2 separate regions of the Homo sapiens genome follow, and region 2 is linked to region 1. The links are chromatin contacts, found by Hi-C or POLR2A ChIA-PET in ENCODE. All regions are on one chromosome and are shown on one strand. The core of a region is the stretch at or near the end of the contact, and the rest is flanking DNA. Distances in the headings are between cores, read along the strand shown. Region 1 holds the start of FASTKD5 (FAST kinase domains 5). Region 2 holds the start of PANK2 (pantothenate kinase 2).

The links. Hi-C counts contacts between places; a loop is a spot of excess contacts on that map. ChIA-PET counts read pairs that join two places held with the same protein, here RNA polymerase II (POLR2A). Pooled maps may share reads with other maps.
Region 2: a loop to region 1 is called in a pooled map, with 7 times the contacts of the local background. The contact joins the promoter of PANK2 here to the promoter of FASTKD5 in region 1. A Hi-C loop is called at or near these places in 5 of 50 pooled maps. POLR2A ChIA-PET finds 5 or more read pairs at or near these places in 2 of 52 experiments (OCI-LY7 and SK-N-SH).

What each region holds. Positions count from the first base shown.
Region 1 is chr20:3,158,521-3,161,220 of GRCh38, forward strand. It overlaps FASTKD5 (FAST kinase domains 5), which reads right to left and starts at 1,345. Exons shown (of 2, transcript NM_021826.5): 1 at 1,246-1,345. UBOX5 (U-box domain containing 5) reads right to left here and starts at 1,345. Exons shown (of 5, transcript NM_014948.4): 1 at 1,246-1,345.
Region 2 is chr20:3,888,122-3,890,821 of GRCh38, forward strand. It overlaps PANK2 (pantothenate kinase 2), which reads left to right and starts at 1,266. Exons shown (of 7, transcript NM_001386393.1): 1 at 1,266-1,607. The coding sequence starts at 1,310. It overlaps PANK2-AS1 (PANK2 antisense RNA 1), which reads right to left and starts at 1,052. Exons shown (of 2, transcript XR_001754478.3): 1 at 618-1,052; 2 at 1-428. RefSeq lists an enhancer at 341-892 and silencers at 901-960, 1,151-1,650.

The DNA.
Region 1 (2,700 bases), core at 95-2,594:
TGGAGTGCAGTGGCGCGATCTCGGCTCACTGCACACTCCGCCTCCCGGGGTTCACGCCACGCTCCTGCCTCAGCCTCCAGAGTAGCTGGGACTACAGGCGCCCGCCACCACGCCCAGCTATTTTTTTGTATTTTTAGTAGAGACGGGGTTTCACCATATTAGCCAAGATGGTCTCGATCTCCTGACCTCGTGATCCGCCCGCCTTGACCTCCCAAAGTGCTGGGATTACAGGCGTGAGCCACTGTGTCCGGCCCAGATTTTATTTTAGTCTACCAGGTAGTAGCAAACTATCCAAGGACTTGCCCAGGACCATTCAGGTCAGTGAGCTACAGAATCTAGTTCTGGAAAGGCAGCCATTCTTACTATTCACAAAGTGTAGAAAACGTGAATTCAGATTCCAGCAGCAACAAATGACTGGAGCACAAAACGCCAGCCACAGTTGGTGCTAACGCAGCTGGCTATCAGCTCCACAGGATGAAGCACTGTCCAAGGGTCTGATCAGTGAAGCATCACCCAAGACTGATGAACACAGCTGATATGAGGGGACCCAAAGTTCCCTGAGTCAAGACAGAAGAGCTGTGTCACGGTTTGCACAGAAAGAGAAAGAGCAACTATTCTTACCCACGGAAAGAAAAAGGGAGAAGGCCATCAATACTACCCTTAGGCTTGTGCAACGAGAAACTGCTAAAAATGGGGGGAAGGTATATATCCTATCATACTGATGTTTACCGAAGACTCCGCATCCCAAATGCTAAGCAACATACTGTAGGGCCTTGCTACTCAGTGTGTGGTCTGCGTGCCAGAGGCTTCAGCCTCGTCTGGAATCTAGTTAGGAACACAGTTATCTCAGAACCCACCCCAGTCCTACAGAATCAGAATCTCTAAGCGATTCGCAGGCACATCAAAGTGTGATGAGAGGCGCGGCAGAATATCTGACTACATTCTCTTAACAGCACCGTGAGACAAGTACTGTTACGATCTCCATTTCACAGAGGAAAAAAAATCAAGGGTCAGATAAGCCCCCTGCCAAAGATCACAAACTCAGGAGCGGCGAGAGTCACTGAAGTTCTCACCACAGCCAGGCCTGCGAGAGGCACTGGCAACCCAGGCCAAGAGCTGAACAAGGCCTCGATGCGCTCCAGCTCTGGGCCGGCCGGGAGGACAGGAGGCACAGGCCAAGGCCCAGGACGGTCGTGAACGCGGAAAGAGGCCGCCGCGACCTCCTCCCCGGCCGCCGCCACTCACCTGATCCTCCCGAAGGTGGGCGCCGCAACACCAAACCGGGGACGCCGCGGGCGGCGGCGACACAGATACTGGCTCCTCCGGCGACTCCGAGCCTCACAGCCCCACTTCCGGCCAACTGCCCGCTACTTCCGCCTGCTGCGCGAGTGACGGATGCGGCCGAGGCTCAAAAGACTCTGTCAGCGTTTCCCAAGGACATTTTCCACTGGAGGACGTTGTTGAGGAGGCAGGGGGAGTCTAGGACCTGCAGAGGGAAAACACCTTCCTGGATGGATCGCTCTGGAAGTCATTAAGCAGCTTAGTCCCGGCGCGGTGGCTCACGCCTGTAATCCCAGTACTTTGGGAGGCCAAGGCGGGCGGATCACCTGAGTTCAGGAGTTCGAGACCAGCCTGGCTAACGTGGTGAAACCCCCGTCTCTACTAAAAATACAAAAATTAGCCGGGCGTGGTGGCGCACGCCTATAATCCAGCTATTCAGGAAGCGGAAGCAGGAGAGTCGCTTGAACCCGGGAGGCGGAGGTTGCAGTGAGCCGATATCTCGCCACTGTACTCCAGTCTGGGCACCCCTGTACTCCAGCTCTGGGACACAGAGCGAGACTCCATCTAAAAAAAAAAAAAAAAAAAAAAAAGTAAGTAGCTTAGACACATGTTCAAATCTGAGGACCACCACTCAGGGTTTTATGGCCTTGGAGAAGTCACATAAATTCATTCTTGTTATATTATTATTATTATTTTCATAGAGACGGGGATGGCAGTGTCTTCCTATGTTGCCCAGGCTAGTCTCGAACTCCTGGGCTCATGCAATACTGCCGCCTCAGCCTCCGAAAGTACTGGGATTACAGGTATGAGCCATCGCACCCGGCCCACATAAATTCTCTAAGCCTGTACAGTGAGAAAAACAATACATTTTTTTTTTTTTTGAGACAAAGTCTTGCCCCATTGCCCAGGCTGGGGTGCAATGGTGCAATCATGGCTCACTGCAGCCTCAACCTCCTGGGTTCAAGTGATCCTCCTGCCTCAGCCTCCTGAGTAGCTAAGACCACAGGCATGCACCACCACACCTGTCTAATTTTAACAATGCATTGGTCGGGTGTGGTGGCTCACACCTGTAATCCCCGGTGTTGGAGACCGGCCTGGCCAACATGGTGAAACCTCGTCTCTACTAAAAATACAAAAAAAAATTAGCGGGGCATGGTGGCGTGCACCTGTAACCCCAGCTACTTGGGAGGCTAAGGCAGGAGAATCACTTGAACGCAGGAGGTAGAGGTTGCAGTGAGCCGAGATTGCACCACTGCACTCCAGCCGGGGCAACAGTGAGACTCCATCTTTTTTTTTTTTTAATGCATTTATAATAGAGATGTATCTGTAAAGTGCTCTCAGGAAAAGAGCTAGTGACATGATGGATAGATGAGCCTGCTGAGAGAAATGGATGTGGAGCTGGGGCTTAGCGAGGCCAGA
Region 2 (2,700 bases), core at 16-2,515, 730 kb after region 1:
GTTCAGCCTGCTACAACCAATCATTATGGGAGAGGGGAATAAGGATCACTGCCCAAGGGGCATTAGGATCACTGCCCAGTGGGCATTACAGTCTCCCCAGGGAGGCACTCTTTTTTATTTTTTATTTTTTTTGAGACGGAGTTTCGCTCTTGTTGCACAATGTTGGGTCACTGCAGCCTCCGCCACCCGGGTTCAAGCAATTTTCCTGCCTCAGCTTCCCAAGTAGCTGGGATTATAGGCATGGGCCACCACGCCCCGCTAATACGGAGGCACTTTTAATTAGCCCACAGTCCAGTGAAATTTGACGGAGTGAGGAAGTGACCTCAGAGTACAGAACGGGATGGGATCCTTCCGGGCTTGGGCAGCCTTTGGTAGTGGGGATGCTTGGAAGGGTCAGGGTCTCAGTCCTGGAGGTGACCAATTTTTCTCTCCAAAAGAGAAAGGAAGATGATTAAAAAAAAAATCCATGCTCCAAAGCGGCAGCCAAATCCTTCTATGGCCCCCAATGCATCACCCAGAAAGGGGCTCCAGACTCTCCTGCAAAAGGCCAACTCTACTTCCCGGCTCCCACTTCCCCTCCTTCGCCACAGGAGGGTGGCGAAGGATTTATAACCCACCTCTTTCTTTCAGTTGCCATGGAGACAAGCCCCAGTCCTTTCATTCCTTCTGGTACCTCTCTCTCCAACGCAGGCGGAAAGGAGGCGGCTTAGCCCAAACATGCTGGGGGAGGGGCTGGCGGCCTCGACGGCAGCTGCGGAACTAGGCCGAGGGACAAAGGCTAAGGTCAGCCGCGGTTCAAGCCCTTTCGTCTGCCGACGACCAGCGGCCAGACGCTGCGGGAGCACTGCTGGGCTGGAGGAGGGCTCGAGCTGCGAGGACGGCACGGAGCAGCGGGGTGGGACTCGGGGTCGCCCCAGGAGAGTTCCGCGGCCCGGGGGGGCAGAGGCATGCACAAGTGGGGGGCGGAAGGAGGGGGTGGATGAGGAGGCTCGGGCCCTTCCACCCACGCGTCCATTGGGCGGCGCCGCCATCACTCTCTTCTGGGCTACACCGCCTTCTCTTCCTCCGCGGAACCCGGATCCCCTCCTCCACCACCCTCTCCCCGCCCCGTCACGATAGCCTCTCATTGGACGGAGGCACGGTCAATCCTCCTCGAGTTAGGGAGCCGACTGGACGCGAGGCCTTTGGGCCGTCCCCAGCCTCGTCGGATTGGCTTCCTGCGCGTTGGCGCAACGGAAGAGGCGGCCGGCCGAGGGCGCGCCTCTGCTCTGGCTGGACTGCCGCGGAGGAGGCGAGAAGGAATCCGACGCTGGGGGGCTTGCTCGGGCGGCAGCGACTGCTGCTGCGGATGGGAGGGGGCCGGCTCGGCGCGCCCATGGAGCGCCACGGCAGGGCTTCCGCCACCTCCGTCTCGTCGGCTGGGGAGCAGGCGGCCGGGGACCCCGAAGGGCGGCGGCAGGAGCCACTGCGGCGCCGGGCGAGCAGCGCGTCGGTGCCCGCGGTCGGGGCCTCGGCTGAGGGCACGAGGCGGGATCGACTGGGCTCTTACAGCGGCCCCACCTCGGTCTCCCGCCAGCGCGTCGAAAGCCTGAGGAAAAAGCGGCCGCGTAAGTGTTCCGTGGGGCGCCCTCCCGGCCCGCCCTGCCCCCCCTTCCGGCCCACCCTGTCCCCTTCCGGCCCCGCCGCCGTTTTTCCCGCGCGCGGACACTGTCCCCGCACGGTGGTCCCTCGTTGGTGCGTGGCCTGACATCCGGCTGGAGGCCTCGGGTGCTCCGAAAGCGGTACCTTCGGGGGCCCCCCCGCACCCATTGGTATGCACTTCCCGCTTGTTGGAGTGGAGGGCTTTTCCCCAGGACCTGTCCTCCCTTTTCTTAGCTCCTTGGGCATTCTCTTCCTGAGGGTCACATGATTTTATCCTCGAGAAGGCTTCTTTTGACTCATTTCCACCTCCTTTCCTCCCAAATCCTTTGAATCCCCAATGTTTGTTTTCCGTGGGTTTCCAAAGAGCTGCTCTCTAATACTTTAAGTCCCTTTTATTCGTCAATTTCGGGCTTACTGGAAAATGGTGAACTGCCCCTTGAGTTGCACCAGGCCTGAAACTGTATTCCGTGCACCTCTAAGGTGGCTGCCCTTCTTCTCGTGAGAATCCAGGTCATCTCTCACCCACATATCCCCTCCGTTTTCCTTCTGTCTATTTGCAGGTACTCACGATTCAGAACTGTGGCATTCTGGGCATTAAGGCTCTTTGTTTTGAGGGGAAACAACATCTTTCTGAATTTTGCCTTGGGAGTTGCATACGCTCCTCCCAGAGAATCCGTTTCCCCATTTTATTAGGTTTCTTTTTCTGTGTTGTGTATTTTCTCCCCTTTACAAGTCTTCAATTCAGGACCGCTGCCTGGCAGCCATTGCTGCTGTTGAAAGTATCAATTGTCCTGATACTGTAATATGAGCTTTACAGTGTGATGCCATTTTACATATGGTTGGACTTTTTGGTGGGTGTTGCCAGATTCCTATTTCAGGAAATTGACTTGTTTAAATGCAGATTGTGAGAGGGAGGGAAAATGGCAAGATGTGAGATTTTTATTGAATAGTCTTCTACCTTAGCCCAGTCACCCAACTGCTTTTTTGAATCTTCTCTGATATGGATGATTAAATGTAGTTCTATTTTGCTGTGAAAAGTTTGGGAGTTTTCAGTTCTTT